Linked DNA regions of Mus musculus: regions 2 and 3 are each linked to region 1. Evidence: chromatin loops called from intact Hi-C (ENCODE). Cell type or tissue: gastrocnemius. All regions are shown on one strand. Each heading gives the region's core, and the rest is flanking DNA. Links, peaks and the distances in the headings are about the cores only. Region 1 holds the start of Srgap2 (SLIT-ROBO Rho GTPase activating protein 2). Region 2 overlaps Srgap2 (SLIT-ROBO Rho GTPase activating protein 2). Region 3 overlaps Srgap2 (SLIT-ROBO Rho GTPase activating protein 2).

Region 1 (7,854 bases), core at 1-5,000:
TTTCCTGGTGGAAAGGGAAACTTAGTATTTATTGAGTAGGAAGAGCAAATTTTACTTCCTTTTGACTTGGGGAGGGAAGGGAAATGGAGTTCAAGGTGGGGAGAGACAAGTGGAGTTGAAGGGAAACTTCCGCAACAGGTTTAACTTTCTCTGGTCTTCAAGAATCTTCTACTCTTCAGCTCCGACCCCGGCTCCGGAATTGGGCGATTTCCCAGTTCCCAGCGGGCTTCTTCCCTTTAAAGCCTCGCCTCTCTGACCACTCCCAGCGCGAGCTCCGCCCGCAGAGCGCTCCAATTCTTGCTCAGCTCCACGCGGCTTCTTCGTAGGATTCAACGCCCCTCAGCCCTTTCCACGCGGGCTCTGGCCCCGTCCCGCTCCCTCTTCTCGGAGCTCGCCCGTGGGCTTTCTCCCTTGCACCACGGCTCTCGGCGTCCTCTCCCGGCCGAGCTCTCGCACTTGCGGCCCGTAACCCGTAAGGTCTCTTCCACAGCGGTCGCTCCGAAGTGAGCAGCGGTGTAGCGAGGTGGAGGGGAGAAGCCTCGGAATAGGCTCAGTTCGCGCTGCAGTCAGTCAGCGAACACGCCGGGTTTTGCTCTTTCTTCCGCTTTCTCTGCTTTTTCTAACCCGCTGTCAGTTTGAATTGCCTGCGCCGAGCAGGGATTGGGAGGACTAGAATTTGCCCCAGACCCACATTGGAAGGCCAAGGGCCTTCTCCTGACGTGAGCTCAGAGGCCACGCCCCAGTAACGGTGCCGATATCAGATCGGCTCTCTGATTGGTTAATATTAGCTCAGCCCCTAAGATCATTGGCCAGCATCTGCTCGGCTTAAACCCTCCCCCCTGTGAACTTGGAAGACACACCCCGAGTTTCTTATTGGTGGATACACTAAGGTCCAGGCCGTTCTCTACTATTTATTGGCTGAACTTCCCTCCTCCCTTTCCCGGTCCGATTGGTCCCGTCTTCTCTTGAGAGTTTGTGTTTGGCTGTCGCTTCCATTTTATCCCGCCCATCAGCTTTACTTTAGGCTTCCACAGGCCGGGGAGGAGCTCACTCTAGGACTGCGCCTAGGCAGCTAGTGTTCGCCACACCTCTAAGTTTCGTCAGCCCCGCCTCTACTCCTGGCGTCTATGGATCAGTTGTTCCTATTGGCTATAGTCCCCGTCAGTCGCTATTAGGCGGGCGGTGATTGGCAAAGGGGTGGGTTCAGCTTCCCGGCGGGGTCTTGCGGAGTTGGCGGAGTCTCCTTAGGGAACTGGGGGGCCGAACTGCGTAGAAGAGGGTGGCGGGGAGGAGAACGCTAAGTGGGAAGCGGAACCTTGGGCCTGGGACCGGTCGCGGCAGAGCCAGGTAAAGGCTCCTTCTCCCCTTCCCTCCCCGTACGCCCGGCTGCTGCTGCTCTGACTGAACAAACCGGGACTGGGCGGGTGGACGCGTTGCGGATGCTGCTGCTTTCGGCGCCGCCTTAGCCGTGTCGCCGCCCGCGGTCCTCATACCGCCCTCCCCGGCCCTCCAAATCCCCCAGTGCAGCCCATAATACTTCTCGGGACTGTTCATCTCTCCGCCCATCCCTGCACTGCCGAGGACGGTCCTCACGCGGCGACACCGCCCTCCCGCAGCCCCTTTGCACACGGTTGGCCGGGTCCACCTAGGGGCCTCGCCGTAACGGTCCGCTGGTCTCGTCCCTGGTCTCCTAGCCTTGGCTGCCAGCCCAGGACCCGGAAAGATGGGGTGTTCCTCACGGCTTGCAGGGTGCTTTCTCCGTCCAGCCCTCCAGTCTGTCTCCCAGGGCTTCTCCACCCACTCTGATACCCAAACCTCATGCGGGTCCCGAAAGTTGCCAACATCCTACACTTCACGTTGCAGCGGTCCACCGCGGTTTCCCTCACTGCCTCGCCCCCAAAGCCGTCCTCTCGGCGCCCTCTCTGGTCGTCCAAGCTTGGGCGGCTCGAGCTGGCCCGGGCTCTCTCCTGCCTCAGGACCCCACCTCACGCCCGCCTCCTGCTTCCTGTCCTCCCGCACCGCGCGGCCTCTGCTCGCTCTTCCTGCGCGCGGCCCTTCCTCCAGCCGCCGGGAGTAGGCGACACTGCCTGGAGCCGCTTGTGCGCCGGCGGGGACAGGGCGGCCTAGGAGGCAGGGGCCCGCCGCAGCATTGGAGCTCTTCCCTCAGCCTCCTTGCCGCCGCCTCTCGCGCCTCCCGGAGCGACTCTCACTGATGCCTCCCACCCGACTGGGATTGGGTGCGGTATTTGTGATCCCTAGGCTTGGGGGACAAAAAAAATACTGGGGGGGGGGTGCCATTTAGAGTCACTCTCATACCTGGCTTGGGGAAGGCTACCGCCGCCTGCCGCCTCCCATCTCCGGGTTTTCCCGGTTTAGACCCTCGCCTCTAGCTCGTTTCCTGCTTCTGCCGACCACATTGTTTTCCTGGATGTCCCGTGCGGAGCGGGCCCTTCCTGCAGCGTCCCCCCTCCACCCCCCTCACCCCCCTCCCCGGTTTTGCTGCCAGGAGAAGCTAGTTACCAAAAACAAAACAACTGGGAGGAGGGGTGGCAGGGGAAGAAAAGTTGTGCCCATCTGGTTGTCCCCTCTGGTATGGATCCTGTAGATGTCTGGGAGGTGCCCCAGCCGGAGGTCAGGGGCCGCGTCGCGGGCTAGGCGGGAGGACCCCTCTTGGGCTAGCAGGGTTGGGAAAGCGCCGAGGTGCCGCAGTCCCCACCCGCAGCTCAGCTTTCCCGCCGCAGTCTCCGCCCGGAGCACGCGCTGCCGGCTGCTCCAAAGTGTTCTCTTTCTGCCTTAAAACCTGGAGGGAACATTTTTCCTCCCTACATTGATCGCCACGCCGGGTCTTCGGGCGGAGCGGGCGTTGTTAGGCCAAGATGAATGGGCCAAAGCTGGACTTGGAGTGTCATCCCCGACCCCACCCCTGTTGCGATTAGGATCTTCCCTCCGACTGATCGCCCCCTCCCCCCTTTTCTTGCATTTACAGGCTAGTGAACCGGAGCAAAGACTTCCGACCCACTCTGCGCTGCAGCGGCACCCTTTTGGGATTTGATTTGCAGAATCTTTGAGCTGGTAACACACACACACACACACACACACACACACACACACACAATCCCGCGAAGAACGCCTAGCCCTCCTCTGGCACCCCAAGACAAACCCACTCCCTCCTAGGGACACAGCTGGGCGCGTCCACACCCCCGCATCCCCTACACCATGTTGTGCGGAAGGACTTCCACTCCCAGCCTGTGTCGTTGATGTCAGACCCCAGGCCAGCCTCCGGGCGCTGCAGTTCTCCTGGTTAATGCTGCGGTTGTGGTTAGGGCTTTAGTACTTAAGCCAGCCGCCGCCGCCCCCCACTTCCCCACCCCCGGCCTCAGCGCCCACAGTCTGCATGTGTGTGCAGTAGCCGGCTGCCCATCCCGCCGCTCGTGTTCTCCTGGAGCTCTGGATACCACCGCGGGGCATTTCTCTGCCTGTGGGAGAAGTGGCCTTGGAGGCATTGATATCAGTGGTTGGATTTTTCCCGTGGATCTATCAATTCACAATTCGGATTTGGAAGAAAGAAGGAAAACATGACGTCTCCAGCCAAATTCAAAAAGGATAAGGAGATCATCGCAGAGTACGATACTCAGGTCAAAGGTAAGGATTTTGAAAATTAGCATAAAGCATATGTTCTGCGGACTGGTGAAGCATGCGTTTCCACCCCAATTTTCAGGGCGTTTGTTTCTTGGGTGGAGCAGGTGGTAAGTTGACCCCAGAGGTGGTTTCATAGGTGGATCAGCAGTGTCAGGGGCCATAGGCACTAGAAGAGGGCTTTAGGAATATCTTTGTGGGGCTGACCATTAATTTGGCAGTTTTTTCCCAAAGGCTGGGCAGGGTGGGGGAGGGGCAGGAGGTTCTCCGGGGAGAGAGAGAGAAAAAAAGCTGCTATTTGCCTTTGGGTGTCTTGAGTCAAGCTTCCTTGAAGGACAGCTGAAATCTGACAGGTGTTTGGACATTTATTTCAAAGGTTGTAGAGAAGCCCAGGTGGAAAGGCAACCTTGGGAAGGGGAAACCATTTGGAGAGACCTGGGAGAGGTGGGGTTTTTCTGGTACTGTATTAAAGCTTGAGATTTGCCAAGACACTGAATTCAGGAAGTCCCTAGCCATATTGGGTGTACCTAGTACTTGTCTGGCCCGTGGTCACCCTGCATACAATCAAAGATCACAGACCAGAAAGAATAAGGCCATCCAAACTGGTTTCCACCCCTCACTTAAACCTTAACAGAGTTAGGCTGTTAGGTTCTCAGAGTGGTGCTGAAACTGGAAAATAGGAAGACATAATTGTTTAACCCTTCTGCGTTGTTGCCCTCTGCTCCAGAATACATGCTTTTTAAAGGTCCATTTCCTTTCAGCAAAAACGTGAAGGGATAAGGCAGAATGTGGACCTGGAGAAATCAAGTGTTGTCTCCTCATCTAGTCCACTGCTTAAATTGGCTTCTCAAATCGAAACCTATACCCACATGGCTTTCCCTTCTCGGGCATTTCCCTTAGGAGGTGTCATGCCAGTGAAGGAGCCCTAGTCTGTGTTTGTGCAAGGCACTGCCCCTTTCTGACCAGTCACTGGGAAGAGCCATGTGGCTACAGTTCATTGAGACCTTAGCTGGGAAGTGGGAGAGGTGGGTGGCCTTGAATGTTAAACCACATGGTTGGAACTCTGGGTTTTTCCTTTGTTTCAGAGTAGAGAGGGAGGGGCCCCTACTCCATTCCCTGCACCAATGCAAGGAGACCTTTTTCTATCTTAGAGGACTTGGTAAAGACCATGTCTCCCCTCTGATGATTGCCTTGGATGTGGGTTAGAGGGAGAGTGTGAAATGGGTAGTCCCTTTTATCTCTTAGAAGGTTGAAAGGCAGTTTGAAGTCATCATTGTGTCTTCAGGATTTTTTTTTAGAATATATATTATCAGTTTGGTCAATGCAGGAGATGCCCTAAGGGACCTTCAATCCATTTGACTGCAAATATTGGTCAGATTTATTACAAGAATGGGGTAGTTGAATGCTGAGAGCTCCAGTTGGATTGGAATTGAGAGAGGTGTGGTTGTGAGTTATAACTGAGGTCCTGGCCTCTTGTCATTATTCATAATCCCAGCCTGTTTTTGTAAACAATGGCCACTGGCCTCTATGTCCTGTCCAGATGCAGCACATTCTGCTCTTGTAATGCACTCCCTGTGGTTTTAGCCAGATATATCATTGAAAAAATACATCCTATTCTTAACTGTTGCCATAGGGAGTGTTAATAACTTTGTCTTTCCCAGGTGGTTCTCCATAAGCACACATTTGACTAAGATGAAAAGTGATTTTTTTATATGTTGGTGATTTTTTTTTTTAAGGTTCAGGGCTAACAGGTATCAGAATTTGCTGATTTTTTAAAAATTGGTAATAGGCTTCTTATGAGTGTCTCAAAAATTAAGTACTTTGCGTATTTACAAATATTGCTCATTGAGATGATGTAATGCACTTAGCTATTTGGAGTTTCTCTTCAACCCTGCCACAGACTAGAGACCGTTTTGTGTGTGTGTGTGTGTGTGTGTGAGTGTGTGTGTGTGAATATTTTTCCATTGACTATTCAGGAATGTAGAATTTGGTAGGTGGCTGACCCTGAGTTCTCGCTGGAGGAGGTACCCATGAATGCTTTTGGAACTGACTTGGTTTAGTCCCTCAGTTTACAGCTGAGGAGGAGGTAGAGAACTGGAGAGGTTTGTTCAAGGTCACACAGCTAGGTGGTAGCTGTGTAGAAGGTAGGAGTAGTTTGACAGACTTCTGTACCTTCCCAGTAAAAATATCATCTGTTCATGGTGAAAACAATTCTTAAGGCAAGTGTGTGTGATCTGTAATAGTGATGTATAGCAGCCGTGTGCTAACAGTTTACTTTGGGTGTTCATCATGTACCATGGCACCCCAGTGAGTGGTCTATGTAATTGTCACCTCTCTCCAGGAAGTATTGTCATCTAAGGAAACTGAGGTTATGAGAGGGAAAAAACCCTTTCAAGGTCATACAGTCAAAAGTGGCACCTTCCTTGTTTTATTTATTATTTGTTGAGTGCTTAGTATGTGTTCTAGGCTTTTCTACATCAGTCAAGAAGACAGAATGCCAGACCCCTATGGAGCTTACATTTCTAGAACCATATATGGTGGAAGACTCTATAATTTAAATTCAAGGGATCTTGGCTTGGGGTTGGCACTGTGACTTACTACCTCACCTGTCAGAATTAAGAATTTGGGCTTTCAAAAAATTGTGTTCTGTTTGTTCGTTTTGCTTCTTAGAGACAGGGTCTCAATGTGTAGGCTGTGGTAGCCCAGAATTCACTCTGTAATTCAGGTTGACCTTGAATTTATGGCAGTTTTCCTGAGTCAGACTTGTGAGTCTGGGAATACAGGTGTGAGCCCCTACCCTCTACAAGCAGAGTTTCTGAGTTTTATGAATTCTGTGGAAGTAACTCATGATACTGCCAGACTTCTCTTATAGATGCCAAGAAATTTTTTTTTAATGTTATACAGCTATCAATTTGGTGTGTCCGTTAAAAGTAAAAGTGTTAGAGGCAGAGAATCCAGGTTTAAACCTTTGTTCTACTATGTTACATGTCTTGTCCGAGTCTCAGTTTCTTAATTGGAAAATTGGCAAAATAGTGTGCGTTTCCTATTCCTATGAGGAATAAAGGAGCTAGCTAGTCTGCAGATTTCTTGTAGCTCAGTATCTGGCACCTGTGAGTACTCAATGACTGTATAGTCTACTTGCCAATTAGTCAGGCTGCCTTGAGAGTTCACTCTCTAAGCACCAGCTGTTAAATGATAGGAAACCATAGTAGGAATGAATCAGTTCTAGTTGAAGTTTGTTGAGGAATAACAAAATGTGTCATGTACCTGTCATTTAAATCCTTTGGCCAGTCATGGTGGCTCATGCCTGTAATCTTGGTAGTTGAGAGGCTGAGGTAGAAGAACTTTGGAAGTTTGAGGCCAGCCTGGAGTAGAGTGAGGCCCTGTTTCAGAAACACAACACAACACAACAAAAACAAAACAAATCCATCTCCACTAAAAATCTCCCATACTCTTTGAACATTAATTTCCTTTTATGCATGATAGGCAAATTGTCTGAAAATATTGTATGTATCTCTGTTTTTTTAGTCAGAATTGTTTGAACCAAGTAGACTTTCAGTAGACTTTGGACTCTCTTCTATGATTTTGTTCTCTCATGCTATTATTCCTTAAAAGCACCTGCTTGCATGTGCTCTGAGGAATTTCTGAGGTTTCAGTAGCAGTCCTACCTCAGTATGGTTTTCAGGGGCAGGAGAAATGCTCCCTTAATCAGTCTGCTATGTGGCTATGTAAAAACAACCACTGTTTCTGCTTTGTGGGTGTTTGGATTCCTTTGAAAAGTTCATGTCTTTCAGTGTCCAACCCAAAAGCACTAATATTCTTAGTCTTCTTGCATAGTTTTCTTATTTCTATTTTTTATTTTATAAAGTACTTTTATGTACAGGAATTTCTGGAAATTCTTGACAGCCTTGATGAGATTCATGATTGGAAACTGGTACATTTGACCTCTAGCCTGTTAGCATCTTTATTGGCACTTAAACACTGCATAGTGAAGAGTGGGACATAGAATAGAGGTAATTGTCTGGGTGGGACTTGGGTGAATTCATATTACTGTCCACAATACCTCTAGGTACTCTCTTAATTAGGTGTTAAAGGTTGTCTCCCCACTCCCCCTCTATTCACCTTTGTGCACCATAAAGCTAAGGAGTAAAATTATTATCATTTTTATGTTTTGAAACAGGGTCTTTTGTTGTTGTTCTTTGTTTTTTTTTTGTTTTT
Region 2 (7,854 bases), core at 1,900-6,899, 140 kb after region 1:
AAAAGAATGAAGAAAGCATTAGTTGAAGAAAAATGGCTATAAACTGTCTACAACTAATGAAGTTATTACAGAGTAAAAACACATTATGAACTCCAGGTAGGATGAATACAAAGAAAGTTGTGTGTAGGTGAATTATGGTTACATTGATGAAAGCTGTTAGAGAAGTGTCTTACAGCTGCACTCAAAGAAGCAACAACAAAGTTAACTGTTAGGTTCTCAATAGAAAACAATGAAAGATAGGAGGCAGTAGAAAGACGTATCCTTAAGAAGTGAAGGCCAACTAATGAGATTTCCAAATAAGAAGATATGAAAAACCTATCACCAGCAGACCTACACTGAAAGAAATAATAAAAACTTATGTTCATGCTATGTAGCCAAAGCTAGCTTTGGACTTCCCTCCTGCCTTAGCCACTGAGAAATGTTGGGATTACAAGCCTGTGCCACCATCCTTGACTCTAAATAATATTTAAATGGAATGGAAATGATCTCAGAGAAGGTTGGATATTCAGGAAAGAATGTGGAGTATTCTTGAAAAGTGCAGCTTTGAACTGACCAAAATTAAGACACATGACAGTACATACCATCACCCACCAAAAACGTGGTGCTACCCTCTGTGATCAAGTCCTCCTCTATTGACAACTAGAATTCAGTCTGTTTGCCCGAGTAACCCATTAGCAGATGAGTTCGTTCCTTCTTTTTATATGGTTTACAGAGTTTTCCTCCTCTTAGATTGCTAGTGACACTATCTCTTTAGTGGTTACCATAAATTACAACTTGTATTCTCCTTTTAATATTTTGTTCTGCTTTCCTTTTTGATACAGGGTCTCACCATGCAGCCACGGCAGGCCTAACTTCCCATCCTGCCTGAGATTCCTGAGTGCTGGGATTATTATGGTGTATACTATCAAACCCAGCCTATAGCATGTATTCTTGTTTCTTTATTTATTCAAAAATCCTGGCTGCAGTTTCTCCTCTCAGTCCTTCCCCTTCCTCCCACCCCATTTCCCAGCTCCTCCTCCATAATATTTTCAGAAAAGCACAGACCTCCTATGGATATCAACTAGCCATGGTATATCAAATAGCAATAAGCCTAGGCACCTCTTCTCCTATTAAGGCTAAGCAAGGGTCTCACAGGCAGGCAACAGAGTCAGAGAAAGCTCTTGCCCCCACTGTTAGGTGTTGCACAAGAATGCCAAGCTACACAACTGTAACGTATGCAGAGGGCCTAGGTCAGTCCTATCTAGGCTCCCTAGTAGCCAGTTCGGTCTCTGTGAGCCCCTATGGGTCCAGGTTAGTTGATTCTGTGGATTTTCTTATCTTACATCATAAATTCTTTTAGAAAGTGTTTTTTAGTTTAGTTTTTGTTTTTTACATGGGTGTGTGTGTGTGTGTGTGTGTGTGTGTGTGTGTGTGTACAGGTGCTTATGCCTGGTGTGAATGTGGAGTTCAAGGGACAACTTGCATGAATTAGTTCTCTCCTAATACTTCTTGAATCTTAGAAATCAAATGCAGGTTTTCAGGCTTGGTGGCAAATACCTTTATCCACTAAGCCATCTTGACAGCCTATGGGGCTATATTCTTGACTTGCCAACGTTTACTATAGATTAACCCTCTACTGCTTATTTAACAATATCTTTTCCCTGACTCCCACCCAGATTCTATTGCTGATTTACTATTCACTAATTTTACATATATATTATATATATATATTTAAAACCTCACAAGAGGTTACTAATTTTGCCTTTTAATAGTAAATATTTACACACACACACACAAGCCCAAACTCTGGCCTTTTCCTTCTCACAGTTGAATGATTTTCATGTGAGAAGGTGCTAGTGAGAAGGAACGTGCTATCCAGAAGGATACAGATTTTTAAAAAGTGTTCATGGGCCATGACTGATGGTAATAGCTGCCACTGTAATTGGCATGCACAAAGACAAGAAGATATAAACCAGCACAGCACCTGGGGAGATCTACTCAGTATTCTAAAGTTGGCATTATGTTCCTCTTAGAGCCAACCATGGTACCTGAAGTGTCAAGAGACTGTTATATTCATGATTAAACCCCTGGAGCCTCTTCCTTTCTCTAGACTGGGATTCTAAGGCAAATGAAGACTTCTAACAGTACACTGATTCCTGATGAACTGGCTGTACTGCTAAGTTCCTCTTTCTCGTTTGATCAGCAGTTTTCTCATTTAGGCATTTCCTGTAGAGTGCTGCTGACTGTTTCATTTCCTACCCGGGTGTTTCCCTCCTCTCGGTGTTCACATGCCAACTTTCAGATGAGCTCTGTCACCTCATGTCTCAGCCCAGCCATCTGAGAACCACAAGGCATTCTTCCTACTTTAACAGCTCCTGGGATTCAATACTGTAGGAGGGCAGATGCTTGCAAGCACTTACTATGCTGTTTCTTTTGCTTTCTTAAGCCTTTGCTTGCTTTTCTTCCTGAGTTGATGTTATGTCCTGAGATTTGTGTCCTCTTTGCCTTTGTGTCTTTTGTTCCTTGTATGTCCCAGTCTACTTGAGGGTACCCAAAGTCACCTAGACACTGTTTCTATGCCTCTAATGTCCAGCCTTGGAAATAAGTAGACATTCGCCTTCAGCACCTAGGACTGGAAGAGAAAGAGCTCTTTATTGTATATTACTGTTCACTGCTTTGGGGTTTGACATATTCTTATTTTTTCTAAGGTCCCAAAGCACATTGTTAGCTTTGAAGGTTTGATTGTTTATTTGTTGTTGTTTCATATATTTTTAATATAAGTACTCATAGCTATACACTTTCTTCTTAGAACTAGCAAATTTCCTGGTATGTTGTACTTTTATTTTCATTTGATTTTTAAGAATTTTTAAATTTCTGATTTCTCATCTTAGAGTGTTTTTCCACATACATACTTTAAAATAATTTCTATGGTTTTTCTTACTATTGTTTTGTTGTTTGATAGAATAAGATACAATTAATCATTCTAGTTCTTTTATATTTTGTAAGTCTTGCTTTATGGCTAGAACATGGCATAGTTTAGAGAAGGGTACGTGGGATGCTGATAACATCTATTCTATAGCTTTTAGATGGAATATTCTGTCTATCTGCTAAGTCCATTTGAACCATGGTGCAGATTAGTCCTGAGGCTTCTTTGGTGATTTTTAGTAGGATGCCTTATTTAAAGAGGACAATGAGGTATCAAAATCACTCTGTATTATTATTGATGTGGGACCTATCTGACCTTTTATGTCCATCAGGGTTTACTTTATGAAATTGGAAGCTAGAATGTTTTGTATATATTTTACAGCTATATCTTCTTAATGATTTTTCCCTTTATTAGTATGTAATGGCTTTCTTTATCTCCTCTAATTTTGATTTGATTTCTACTTTGTTGGATTTCAGAGTAGATATGCCAGTTTGTTTTCCAGCTGCCATTTCTTGATAGATTCTCTTCTGTTCTTAATCTCTTTACCAGTAAAGTGTATTCCTTAAAGACTACAGAAATTTGGATCTATTATTTTAATGTATCCATCTAGTCTGTATCTATTTATTGGTAAGCTAAGCTTATTATTAAGAGATGTTCATTCATTCTTATAATTTAAGCAGCAGTTTCTAAAATTAGGCATTCTAACACAATCCAATCCAAAGTAATGGTGGGAAAATAGGAAAAGTCTTTATCTTTCATTACTGGACTCTGATGCAAAGGATAGTAAACTTGGTACAAGCAAAACACTGCAATTGCTAATGAATGTAACACTTTTGAGTCTATGCCAGACGTAAGCTGCTCAAGAGAGATTGCTCCTCCATTAGTTCTCAGTGATTTTATATTTTAATAGCTTTGGGCTCTTATTTTGTTTGGTTGGTTTGGTTTTGTTGTTGTTGTGTTTTGTTTTTAGCTTTTTATTCTTTGTGAGTTTCACATCATGCACCCCAGTCCTGCTCATCTCCCCATCCCCTCATGTCTGCCCTTTGCCCTGACAACCTTCCCCACAAAATAAAACATACACAAACAAAAAACAAGCAAAGCATAGAAAACATCTCATTGTGGAAGCTGTAATATGTCACAGTGTGTCCCACAGTGTATCCCTCTGGCCACACATTTCACTTGCAAATGTTCATTCCAATGAGTTACTGGTCTGGTCTGGTCCGAGATCTCTGGATTCTATGATACCATCAAGATTGGCTCCTCACCAGGACTCCTCCTGGTTATCCTGTTGTTGCTCTGTGTCAGGGAGATCTTGCAACTTTGGGTCAGCAGGCCTAGACCTTTCACACATCCTAAACATTTTCAGATTATTCAAATTTTGAGTTGGGCCAACTCAGAGCCCTGGATCTGTGCATGGGTGGTAGCTGAGCTGGTCAGCATGCAGACTCTCCCTTAACCATATCACCAAGATAAGCTCTCCAGCACTGCTCCAGCTAGGCCATTGAAAACTTCCATCAGCAGGAGGCAGGGTCACTCTCCTGCTCTCACACCCTTGAGACTGGCTCACCTGCACCTGTGCCTCTGGAGCCAGCTCCACCGTGCTGCCCATTCAAGGTGTGGGGCCTACTCTCCTATGTGCTGCAGCCTTCAAAGGGGTGGGACAGTGCTCCTGCTCTCACTCCCTTGGGGCTGGCTTACCCGTGCCTTTGCCATCAGGACCAGCTCCACTGTGTTGTCCAGGTGAAGTGCAGGAAAAGACCCACTTTCCCTGTGTTCTACCGCTAGTGAGAGGGCAGGGCTTGCTCTCTGGTTCTCATGCCAGCAGTACCAGCTCTCCAACTACGATGGGTGGCAGCAAGGTAGGGCTATCATACTTGTACCCACGCTGCTGCATGGCAGATGAGTGGGGGGCCAGCTCTCCTATGCTCTTGCCTTCAGCCCTGCTCACCTGTGCCTCCTCCACCAGGGCCAGCTCTACTCTGCTCCCAGGCAAGTGTAGGGCCAGCTCACCTGCTCTCTTGTGGCTCCAGGGCCAACTCTCCCAACTGCCGCAGGTGGCAATGGGGGAGGCTTTGGGATACTTTAATACTATGTTTTGTAAATAATTCAACAGGAATCTGAAACAAGTAGTGGGATTTATAGTGTGTCAGGTTTCTGACTTTTTTTTTCTGTAATATGACTTCCCCCCTCCCCAGGGAAATTTAGCTATACTCATTAACTTCCAAGTGAAATGGTTATTGGTAAAATTAGCTTTTATGGTGCTTACAAACTCAAAAGATTCCAAACATTTTTTTAGCCAGTATATAAGCTTTTGAGATCCACTTACTCCAAAGCAGTGTCATTATGACTGAAGCAGCCATTTGTAATTAGAAAGGCAAATGCAAAGTAGAAGGATTTACTGTGTAATAGCTGGATTTTTAAAAACTCCAATTTCTGTTTCTGGCAAGCAGGACAAGATAAGGAAAAAGAAATCCTTACCCTAGGATCATCCCATTTCTATTAATGTCTTTGAGATGGATAAAGACTTACATTCTGATAGGCTCGAACGTCAGGTCAATATCTATCTTTCTCAGCAGACTGTGAACTTTTAAACTCTCTGTTTTATATTCAAGCCACAAGTACATGACATATAGTAGATGTTCTATAAATATTTGCTGATGGATTTTTTTTTTGTATATTCCCTAAAATCCAGCTGTCTTTCTGCCTTGCCAGAATTCAGTAATTGAGCATAAACCTACTTTGAACTGTAATCAGCTATCTCAAGAGGGGAAGTTATTTAGCGCCTGTCTTGGTTGGTGGGCTCTAATCCTATCACTGCTACTTTAAATTTAGTGAGTTATGACTAGTATTTAAAAATCAGAAGAGAGTAGGAAATACAAGAAGGCGCTACACATAAGATTTTCATTGTAGACATACTGGATTATAATTTCAAAACATCCTTGCCTCCTACCCGTATTCAAAATGTCAAGCAGTACCAGTGTTTCTCACATGGCAACTCCAAGCCAGCCTTTCTTCACAATATTTGTGCTTTGATATAATTGCTGCTGTTATCATTTGACATGCTGGAGATTCACCACCACCAAGGCCTTAAGCTGCTGGGCAAGCCTTCTCCCACCAAACTATCCTCCTAGCAGTATATATATGTATTGTATGACCTTGAGTTCCCCAGAGTTTAAGTTCCAGTAGAGCACAACTTTGGTAGTCATTGTTGGTTTCTTCATCTGTGGATGAATGGAGACTAACAAGGTCCTTCCTACACACAAGTAAGGAAATACGGTTGAAGGGAAATTCAGAGTCATTTCTCAGCTCTGACCTGCTAGATCACCATTCTCTGCACCCCTGTAACAATAGCCCCTACTGAACCACTGTTTGTTTAGTTTTCTGTTTTGTTTTTGGTTTTTGGATTAAGTTGGATGGGAGAGGCCAGCCAGGTTCAGTTACCACCATCACCTAACATTGGCTTGATACCTAATAGCCCACTCCCTTAAACCCTATCTTAACCATTCAAAGCATTCTGGGCAAAGTGCCAGCTCAGGAACTCGGCCTCTTTGAAATAGAGTGCCCCTGAAACCTCCACCCTGGATCTGGTGGCTTGTCTCCTGCTGCAGAGCTTAATAGAACATTTATATCCCTTTCCTCTGAGATCTGGAAATGTCCATTCAGTTTTAAATTAGATATTTTTTTCTTTGAACAGTTGGCCTCTGATACATCTTTGGGGGTAAAGAGATGATGCTAGCACTGGTAGAGATCTGTGCACTTGAAAATTTGATTCCTTTTTGGAAAACTGCTGACCCAATCTCATTGTCACAGAATTAAATGACCCTGCTGTTTCTACCTACTAACAGCTTCGGCCCTGGGACCCTGAAATTAGCTTCTATCACATGACAAAAACATGCTTTCATAAATATACACACATCTAAAAATAAGGAGAGGTTTTTGTGCCTAATAGAAGTTCTGTAGTGTAGATAGGTAAACTATGCTGGTCTGAATAAGTAGGAAAGTAAAGAATCAGTGCTCCTCCTGGTGCAGACTAGTTTTAGAAGCCTTTCATATTGGTGGGTTCTTTGTTCATTTGTCTGTTCATTTGTTTTGTTTCTATCTAACAACAACCAAAAAAAAAAAAAAAAACCCATTGACATTCAGGAAATGTATTAAGAAAGTACAAAGTTGGGGCAAGTAGTACACAGATGGCTCAACAGTTCAGAGCACTGATGCTCTTGCAGAGGGCCCAAGTTTAGTTAGGTCCCAGTCATCTGTCAGCTAGTAACTTTAACAGCAAACACAGGGGATTTGGTGCCTCTTGCCTCCCCGGAAATCTGCACTCACTTCCACATACCCACATGCAGACACACACACCTACACATAATTAAAAATAATAAAATAACCTTTTAAAGGGGCAAGTGACAGTCCTACATGCAGGCTGAGCAGACCACACCTTCTGCTACCTTACACTTGGGTGGGGTGATGGACAGTGTGGAGATGAGGCTGTATGTTCCAGTTCTGTCCAGCCCTTGTCTGTTAGAAAAGGAAGGCTTCTTGCTGGTGTTTTAAGCACACAGCTGGAAGGAGCTGTTGCAAACTTATTTCTGATGAGACCTGCTTTTGTCCCAGGCAGAGTGGGGCTCCCACTCTAGCCAAAAAGGTTGTGATAAGTTTCAAAATGAAAGCTCCAGATATGAGTACACTATTGCACTTCCGAGTCCATTGTTAATTGTGCCACATTTCTAGTCTAAATTTAGCTACCTTTCTTTTTTCTTCTTCTTCTTCTTTTTTTTTTTTTTTTTTTTTTGACAAACACTTAAAAGAAAAACTTTACCCAAAGTTAGCCACCCCCAACTTCTGTTTGGTTTCCTGCAATGTTTAGATGACTCATTCTCTTCCAAGAAATCTTAAAGAAAAGAGATCAGCCATGTGTTGGTGCACAAAGACTACACTGTAAATTCCTTTTC
Region 3 (7,854 bases), core at 1,385-6,384, 94 kb after region 1:
TAAACAAATTACAATCAGGTAATTTGACGTTGAGGTGAGTGCTGTGAATGTGTAATGAAAGTGGTGCAAGGACTTCAAGGGGGCCATTTCTATTCCTTTGACCATTACTTTATGCTTGATGCATTCCAGCTTATTCCTGTCTTATCTTATTCAGAGTAATAATGCAGTTGTTAGCCCCCCTTTTAATTCCATCTAGATACTGTGTTCTGTGCTGGTTCCTCTGGGAATAAGATAAGCTTTGGAATACTTGGTTAACAGGGGAAAGAACTATAAACTATAGAGAAAAGGGGGCTTTAATAGAGATAGAAGAAAAGAGATATTTTCAAAAGCCGTGAAAAACAAGGTTAAGTAAGTAGAATGGGTCCCAAAGGATAATGCTTTGATAGCAAGCATAGAATTTCACATTTGACATGCTCTGTGGTAATGAACCTTTGAGGATATTATGTTGAGAGACAGACCCAAGGAAAAGTATGGGCAAAACTATGTGTGGGTGTGTGTCTGTGTGTGTATGGGGTCTGTGTGTGTTTATCTCTGTGTGTGTGTGTATGTCTGTGTCTGTGTATTGGGGGGGGTCTCTGTGTGTATCTGTGTGTGTATGTCTGTGTATGTGGGGGGTCTGTGTGTGTATGTCTGTGTATGTGGGGGGGGGGTCTGTGTGTGTGTGTGTGTGTATCTGTGTGTGTACATGTGTGTGTGTGTGTGTGTGTATGTGTGTATGTGGGGGGATCTGTGTGTGTATTTGTGTGTGTGAGTATCTGTGTGTGTGTGTGTGTATGTCTGTGTCTGTGTATGTGGGGGGATCTTTGTGTGTGTATTTGTGTGTGTGTGTCTTTGTATGTGTGTTTGTATCTTTCTGTGTCTGTGTATGCGTGTATTTAAATCCAAGAGAAGGATATTAAATTTGGGGGGTAGTGCATGTAAAATTGGATAGCATCTAAAACAGAGCAATAGGCGTGTGTTTGTGTTAGTCAGCTTCCAGTTACTGTGACCAGATAACTAAGACAAATAAACTATGAGGAGAAAAGTTTTCTTGCCTCATGGTTCCAGTGGTTCTTAGTCCATAGTTGTTTGATCCTATTTTGTGGGGTTGGTGGTGGCATGTGACAAGAGCATGTGGGGGAGGTATGTTCCTTTGTGATGGTCAAGAAGCAGAGAAAGGATGGGGCTAGCAGTCCATCACGGACAATCTCCCAGTATAGCAACTTCCTTTTCCTGGGTCCTACCTCCTAAAGAATCCGCTACTGTCTAGTAGTACCACAGCAGTAAACAAGCCTTTAACAGAGACCCTTTGGTGGATATTTTAGCCTTATATGATTGCACTATTCAGAAGTTATTTGAGAAATTAAACAAGATTGATAACTGATTAGATAAAAAGAATCTTACTGGTCAGAAGTAATCTGATGTCTCTAACTTGGATAGCAGAATAATTGTGGTGTCTTTTATAAACATGCAGGCATTGAGGAAATGGGTGTTTTAAATAGTGACTCTCTCTTTGAGCATGTTGAGTTTGAGGCATTGTAAGGATTTTATGTTCCCAAGTTGAGATGTGGTACTGCCAAGCCAAGTGGTTTTGAGTGGGAATATCTATTGAAATCTGTAGTGTAAACGATATTGTAAATGTAGACGAGAGAAGAAGAACCAAGAGCTAAATAAAAACCTAAGGTTTAGGAGACGTCCCAATGCTGGTAGGCAGTAAACATTTTTGGTAGGAGAAAGGAAAGTGCCTAAAAGAAATGAGTAAGAAAGTTAGTTCCTCCTCCCAGGCAGGAGGGAGGTGTCTCAGGGAGTTAGAAATGTTTGAAGGAGTGGTTGATTGAGTCAATTTCAGCAGTTTCTTACTAATAATCTTGGGCTCAAGGCATTCTGAGAGAAGCAGAGCAGGGGATGGCTTAGTGGTTAAGAGTACTTGCTGCTCTTGAGAGGATCCAAATTGGGTTCTTAGACCCCTATCAGGCAATCTAGAAATCTGTTGCCCTTTTCTGGCCTCTATGAGCACTGTACTCAATTACAACACACACACACACACACACACACACACACACACACACACACACACACATGAAATAAATCCTTTTTTAAAAAAGCTTGAAGACAAAAAGCTTTCTTCTCTCAGAATGGAACATCTGAATTGCTGGGTTTTATAGGTCAAAAATGGTCACATAATAGCACACTTACTTGGTATAGTGTACTAGAAGAGGTGTTGGCTGAGTTGTATGGACAAATGCACTTAATAAGAATAAGATGCTAACCCCAGTGAGCATCTGAAGAATCCACAGAAGTGGCTAACTTCTGTCTTGTCTCACTAATGTGCTGATGGGGCCTCTACTTCTCACTTTAACATTGCGGATGGAATCTTCATTTTCCCATCTCCCCCTCATTTCTGTGTGCTCAGATGTTTGTGTACTACAGGCATTGCTGCAGACAGCTGTGCTCCTGCAACTGTGCTGCCAGTTTGTAGGTAGCATGAAAAAAAAATAATGGCCTTCTCATTTCTGATCTGTTCTTGCTTGCTTGTTTGCCTACTTTTTTCTTTCTTTCTTTTGATGCAGAAAAGACATTTTAGCCATGACTAGTTTGGTTAAGATAGATGTGGCTGCTATAGTAGACTTTATGTAGTGTTAGCTTATGCAAGACAGGTGCAGATTTTTCTATACATAACATTCTTTTAACCAGTCAGGACAGCGTCAGGCTCCTTATCTCACCCCTAGAGTGTCGTTTATTGCTATATATCCCAAAGTAGCTCATTGTCACGATGTCAAATTTCCCCCATTGGGAAAAGCAACAGGGCAAGAGGGAAACATGTCTTTATTCTTTAAAGGTATAGTCTGGAAGCAGCACATACATGCCTTAACTCATCCAGCCAAACACTACAGTCACATGGTTATCTACACTGTTGGGGGGGGCAGGGTAGACAATATATTTATTAATTTGGGTGACCTAGAAAGAGGAGTTTCTATCACTATAGAAGGGGAAAATGTCTGTCACATTGAGGGACAGTGTTTATAACATTGCCTAAGTTTCATGGTGTGTGGAAGGACAAGTGTGTGAAAGAACAATGCCCCCCATCATACATAGTACACATAAAAGAGTAATTTGTTCTGGTTGAGGCCAAGGAAAAGAGACTTTCAGAAGTTCAGTGGTTAGGAATGGAAAAGTAAGACTGCCAAGGCTGTGTATCTTTCCTAAATATTTAATATAATTGACACAATGGAAGAAATTGGAGAATGAAGCATTTTAGATAGAGAATAGTGTTACCATCAGCCCTGAGGTAAGAAAACCATGGCTGATGGATAACTTATTTGCTTTTCTGAACTATATGAACTATAATATTGAGTAAATCTGGAAAAGGTAAGCCAGATTATAGAGGTTTGTAAATACTAGCCTATAGAGTTAGGGCTTTGTTTTGTAAGTATAGAGGAACCACTGACAATTTCTGAGCAAGGAACTGAATTATGTCCATGCTTTAGCAAGGACCTAGATGATTATGGCTGGGGAGATGTCTCAGTGGTTATGGGCGCTGGCTGCTTTTTCAGAGGACCCAGATTCAATTCCCAGCACCCACATGGCAGCTCACAACTGTCTATAACACCCTATCCAAGGGATTTGACACCCTCATACACACACCACACACAAACATGCAGGCAAAAACAGCAATGCAGAGAAAATAAAAATAAATAAATCACTTTAAAAGGAAAGAAACAAAGAACCTAGATGAAAGGACATAGAAGGGATATAGGGTAGTCCATTGGTGACAGTAGTAATATGAGCCAAATGAAAGTCATGCCCTTGGGAATAGAAAGATTGAGCTGAATGTAAAGGCAAGAATCACCTGAGTCAAACAAGCTGGGGCAGAGAAAGCACTTTTTGGTTTTCTAAACTTTGGAGTAGGAAGTATACTGTATCTTCATTCAGCCAGCAAACTGTAGCCTCAATTTTGCTGACTCTATGACTGGTCCCAGAATAGCTCATTCTCAGCAGGCACTTGTCACTTCCCCCAGAGCTGTAGCAGCTGTTGGCCCAGTAATGCCATGAATTTGTCTGCCTGTGCTGCCAGGAGAACAGCTGCCAGCAGCAGCTCAGATAGATCCCGCTCTGGGATGTGGAGTTTATTCAACTTCGGATGGAGCAGGTTGGCCAGAGCTGAAGACAGTACACATGGATTCATCCCACCCTTTTCCAGGCCAGTCTCTTACTCTGGCTCCATCTCAGCCATTCATCCTGGGTTAGGATGGTTATTTTTGTTATAGTTTTAAGTAGCTGCGTTTAGGGGCAAATGTTGCTGAACTCCGTATTTTCATTTTCTTTTGGAAAAAAATGTTTCCTCTGGAAGTCATTACGCTGTCACCCTGTGACTGTGCTTTCTGCTCTTTGTCCATGTTCACCTTTTGTCCTTCCCCACATGGCTCAGTGAAGATAGCCTCATTACAGCCCTTACAGCATGACTCATGTAAAATCTGACCTGATGGTCCCATCCCTCTGCCCCAGACAGTGAAAGAAGCTGTAGACAACTATACTGATTATTCCATTCTACCTTCTGCTAAGTAATGTGGCCTCCCTGTCCACTGATTGTTACAGCCTTGTTTGATTAAAAGTGGAGATAAAATCTTATGTGACAGTAGGAAGCCTTCTTATGGAAGATGTTTTGGCATTTTCTTTGGCTCTTTGAAGAGCATAAATGTATTCCTATTTGTTGTTGAGCCTTTGATTGTCTCTTTAAGTGGAATTTGTGTTAATATTGCCCCACAGGATTCTGAAGGATTCTAATTAATAATGTGCTGGCTTTTCTTTTCTTCTTTTCTTTCAACAAGCTTGCTGTAAATTACTTTTCAGCTCATTTGGTTTTGATCTCCTGCTTTTAATAACTAATGTCTTTGTTTTAATTTGAAGTAGTTTCTCTCCCCCACCCCTACCCCATGTGGAGCTTTAGAGAAACACCATGCTTGGCTATCCTGCTGTGCTTCTTACACAGACCTTATGCTATTTTGTAGCCTGTTGTCAATATTTTCTTATCTTTTCCTTCTCCTTAATAAATATTTGTTGGACGTTTTAAAATTATATTCTAGACTCTTAGAGAAGGATGTCCAAAGAAATTAAAGGGACCTTAACTTAGGACTACCCCCCTCAAAAAAAAACCATAAAAAATAAAAAAATATTTTATTTTTGGTAACATTAAGTTAGCAGTACATGAAGGTTGGGCACAGGCAAAGTAACTCTGCCTACCTGATTTCTGTGAGTTGTTACTCTTGGGAAGGTCGCAGGAGAGCCTGGCCTTGGGATCTCATGAACTAGTAGAGGCTAGAGCACTGGTTGTTCTTCCAGAGGTCCCAGCTTCAGTTCCTACCACCCATATGATAGCTCACCACCTCTGTGATTCCTGTTCCATAGGATCTGATGCCCTCTATTGACCTCTAGGGCATCAGGCACACACATAATATATACATGTAGGCAAAGTACTCAAACACACAAAAAATATAAAGTAATAGAATTTTTTAGATATTCAACTCTCAGTACTCCCTTCAGTAAAAGAATAAGTACACAATTAAAATTCTTGTAGAGTCCATGTTCTTGGTCTTAGGCCTAGCCTATGTATGTGCAGGTTGCTGCAGGTACTTCCCTTTTTTCTGCTAGTGGAATCTTCCTTCAAAATCAAGTTCAAAGCTATTTGCCACCCTCACAAGATGACATTGGGTTGAAAAGCAGAGTCTGCTGACCATAGAGAACATTACAGCTCTGGTTGCAAGTGAGAGAAAAGTGGAGAACCAGAGAAAACCGATTCTCCTTGAGTATGGGACCACCTAAGAGGGCAGCAGTAGGAAAGATAAAGTTGCTAGAAGGAGCACTTCCTGACTTCCTGGGACTTGCACATCATTCACTCATCTTGGACATATTTGGCAATTGTTTGTTTCCCCCCAGGAAAGTTTTGCCCAGATGTAGCAGCATCTGGTGTTAAGCATGGGTTGGCTTCCCTTCCCTGTGGCTCAAGTTACTTTTTTATTGAGAAATTAACAGGAAATTCCTTGGTATGTTTTCCACTAGCCCATTCCATATAGAACTTTAGGTGACGGTTGGTCCTTTTTAAAAGATGGTGTTAACATCTGGCAAGAGAAGAAGAGACTGCAGAGTGCTCAGTCCTAAGTGAAGCATATATTCTGCACTCCCTCCTTCTGAAGCTCAGGGAGCACTGCAGAAGAGGAGTGGAGAGAATGTGAGAGCCAGTGGATGACTACAAGAAAACAGCATCTCCTAGACACAGGGCAGCTGCACATCTGAACTCACTGTAGTTGTGACAATATACACAAGACCTGTGCAGACCAAATTAGACCAAACCCCAACATGGAGATGGGAGTTGGACACAAAATCCCTCCCTTTGCCATGAAGCTATTGGCAGTTGTTAGCTGCTGGGAGAGGGAGAGACAGTGTTCTCTGAGTGTAGCTCCTATTAAATTAACCATACTCTAGTGAGGACTACTACATCCAAGAATATTTGGGCAGCACAGCACAAATTGTCTTGATTTTTTTTTTTTTTAATGATGCCAAGTTGGGTGGATAAGAACAGGAATAGAATAGATCTGGGAAGAGTTGAAAGGTGTATGAAGCTCATATGGAACTCCCAAAGAACTAATGAAAAATGAAAGGTGTTGGGAAGGCTCCTTACACAAGGACAGAGGAGAATGGGAGTCATCAGAAGATAACTTGAGTGTAGGCAAGACAGGTTGGTTGACCACTGTTTGGAACTGAAAAACAATTTTGGTGCAAGCTTTTCAGGAAGCTTTGCAATTTAGTAGAAAAACAAAACAAAAAAAAAAGCCCCCTGAGCTTTGAACCAGGTAAATTTGAGTCTAAACTTGATCTCTACTGCTTATAGCAATGTGATTTTGAACTAGTCATTAAATCCCTTTTAGCCTCAGTTTCCACATCTCTGAAGTGTGGACTAATACCTTGAAAAGTTGTTCTTATGATTGGATATAGTATGGGAAGTACTAGGCTAGCATCTGCACTAAGTAGATATTCAGTAGAAATTAGCTGATAGAATTACCACTATCACAGAAGAGTGTAGCAATAAACTGTTGGGTTTTCTGCAAAGAGCAGTGAGACCTGACTAGGTAGATGATCTGTTCTGTTCTGCCTCCTGCAGTGCTTTCCATGGAGACCAGCAGGCCACTGGCCATAATGAATTAGCTATGCTGGAAGCAGAATATGGTTACTGGTTTCCAGATCTCAGGAAGCTTCCACACTTGTACTTAAATGGTGTTATTTCATCCTCCTGGGACAGAGAATGATAGAGGGCAGGTCAACAGCGAAACATGCTTTTATGAGCATTTGGGAGGATGCTGGACTTCCAAGAGCTTCCTATGCTTCCTAGGATCTGACACTAAAGGGTCAGCAGACCACACTTCAAGCTTTTAATTCCCCAGGCAGTAGCATGCCCTTTGACAGCAGTACAGGGGGTCAGGGAAATTACAGTCGTCTCTCCTCCTATAAGTATTTCAATAAACCTAGGGAGCAGTATGTAGCTCCATCTCTGGATCTTTTAATTCTTAAGAACTCACAGCCTCACAGCCAATTAGATGCATTGTCTTTGACCCAGTTCTCTTTTAAAGACAAAAGCCATGCTTTGGGATTGGGAGCTGATTGTGAGGTGGGAAGGCTACCAAGATAAGAAGAAAAGACAGCTTCTGCTATACAGACTTTATTTATTTATTTATTTTATTGTTGATTGGGGAAAGCCAGACAGGCTATAAGAGAATAATAGCACATATCCACACAGGCACATGAATCTAAAAATAGAATCCTATTTAAAGCAGGTACCAATAGTTCCTGAGAAGGGAGGAAAAGTGGAATATTCAGGAAAGG

What was found. Hi-C counts contacts between places; a loop is a spot of excess contacts. Peaks named below come from ENCODE experiments on the same cell type or tissue, not always from the same donor. Only the 100,000 strongest peaks of a DNase experiment are listed, where the experiment ranks them.
Region 2: a loop joins it to region 1, with 2.5 times the contacts of the local background. A loop is called at or near these places in 3 of 42 quality-filtered maps.
Region 3: a loop joins it to region 1, with 2.5 times the contacts of the local background. A loop is called at or near these places in 16 of 42 quality-filtered maps.

The regions. Positions count from the first base shown.
Region 1 is chr1:131,520,726-131,528,579 of GRCm38, reverse strand. It overlaps Srgap2 (SLIT-ROBO Rho GTPase activating protein 2), which reads left to right and starts at 1,219. Exons shown (of 23, transcript NM_001081011.2): 1 at 1,219-1,347; 2 at 2,987-3,642. The coding sequence starts at 3,576. Fam72a (family with sequence similarity 72, member A) reads right to left here and starts at 677. Exons shown (of 4, transcript NM_175382.4): 1 at 1-677. In gastrocnemius, for the core only: a CTCF peak has its summit at 2,053; DNase peaks (open chromatin) are centred at 2,897, 3,230, 3,858, 4,610 and 6 more places; H3K4me3 peaks cover 5,000 bases; H3K27ac peaks cover 4,643 bases.
Region 2 is chr1:131,379,010-131,386,863 of GRCm38, reverse strand. The region is part of intron 4 of Srgap2 (SLIT-ROBO Rho GTPase activating protein 2); the gene reads left to right. All of the region lies in intron 3 of Gm51644 (a long non-coding RNA gene), which reads right to left. Among named protein-coding and RNA genes, the nearest start is that of Ikbke, 100 kb to the right of the region's middle. In gastrocnemius, for the core only: no CTCF peak of the experiment used is centred there; no DNase peak of the experiment used is centred there; H3K27ac peaks cover 777 bases.
Region 3 is chr1:131,428,212-131,436,065 of GRCm38, reverse strand. All of the region lies in intron 3 of Srgap2 (SLIT-ROBO Rho GTPase activating protein 2), which reads left to right. Among named protein-coding and RNA genes, the nearest start is that of Srgap2, 95 kb to the left of the region's middle. In gastrocnemius, for the core only: no CTCF peak of the experiment used is centred there; a DNase peak (open chromatin) is centred at 4,045; H3K4me3 peaks cover 318 bases; H3K27ac peaks cover 1,347 bases.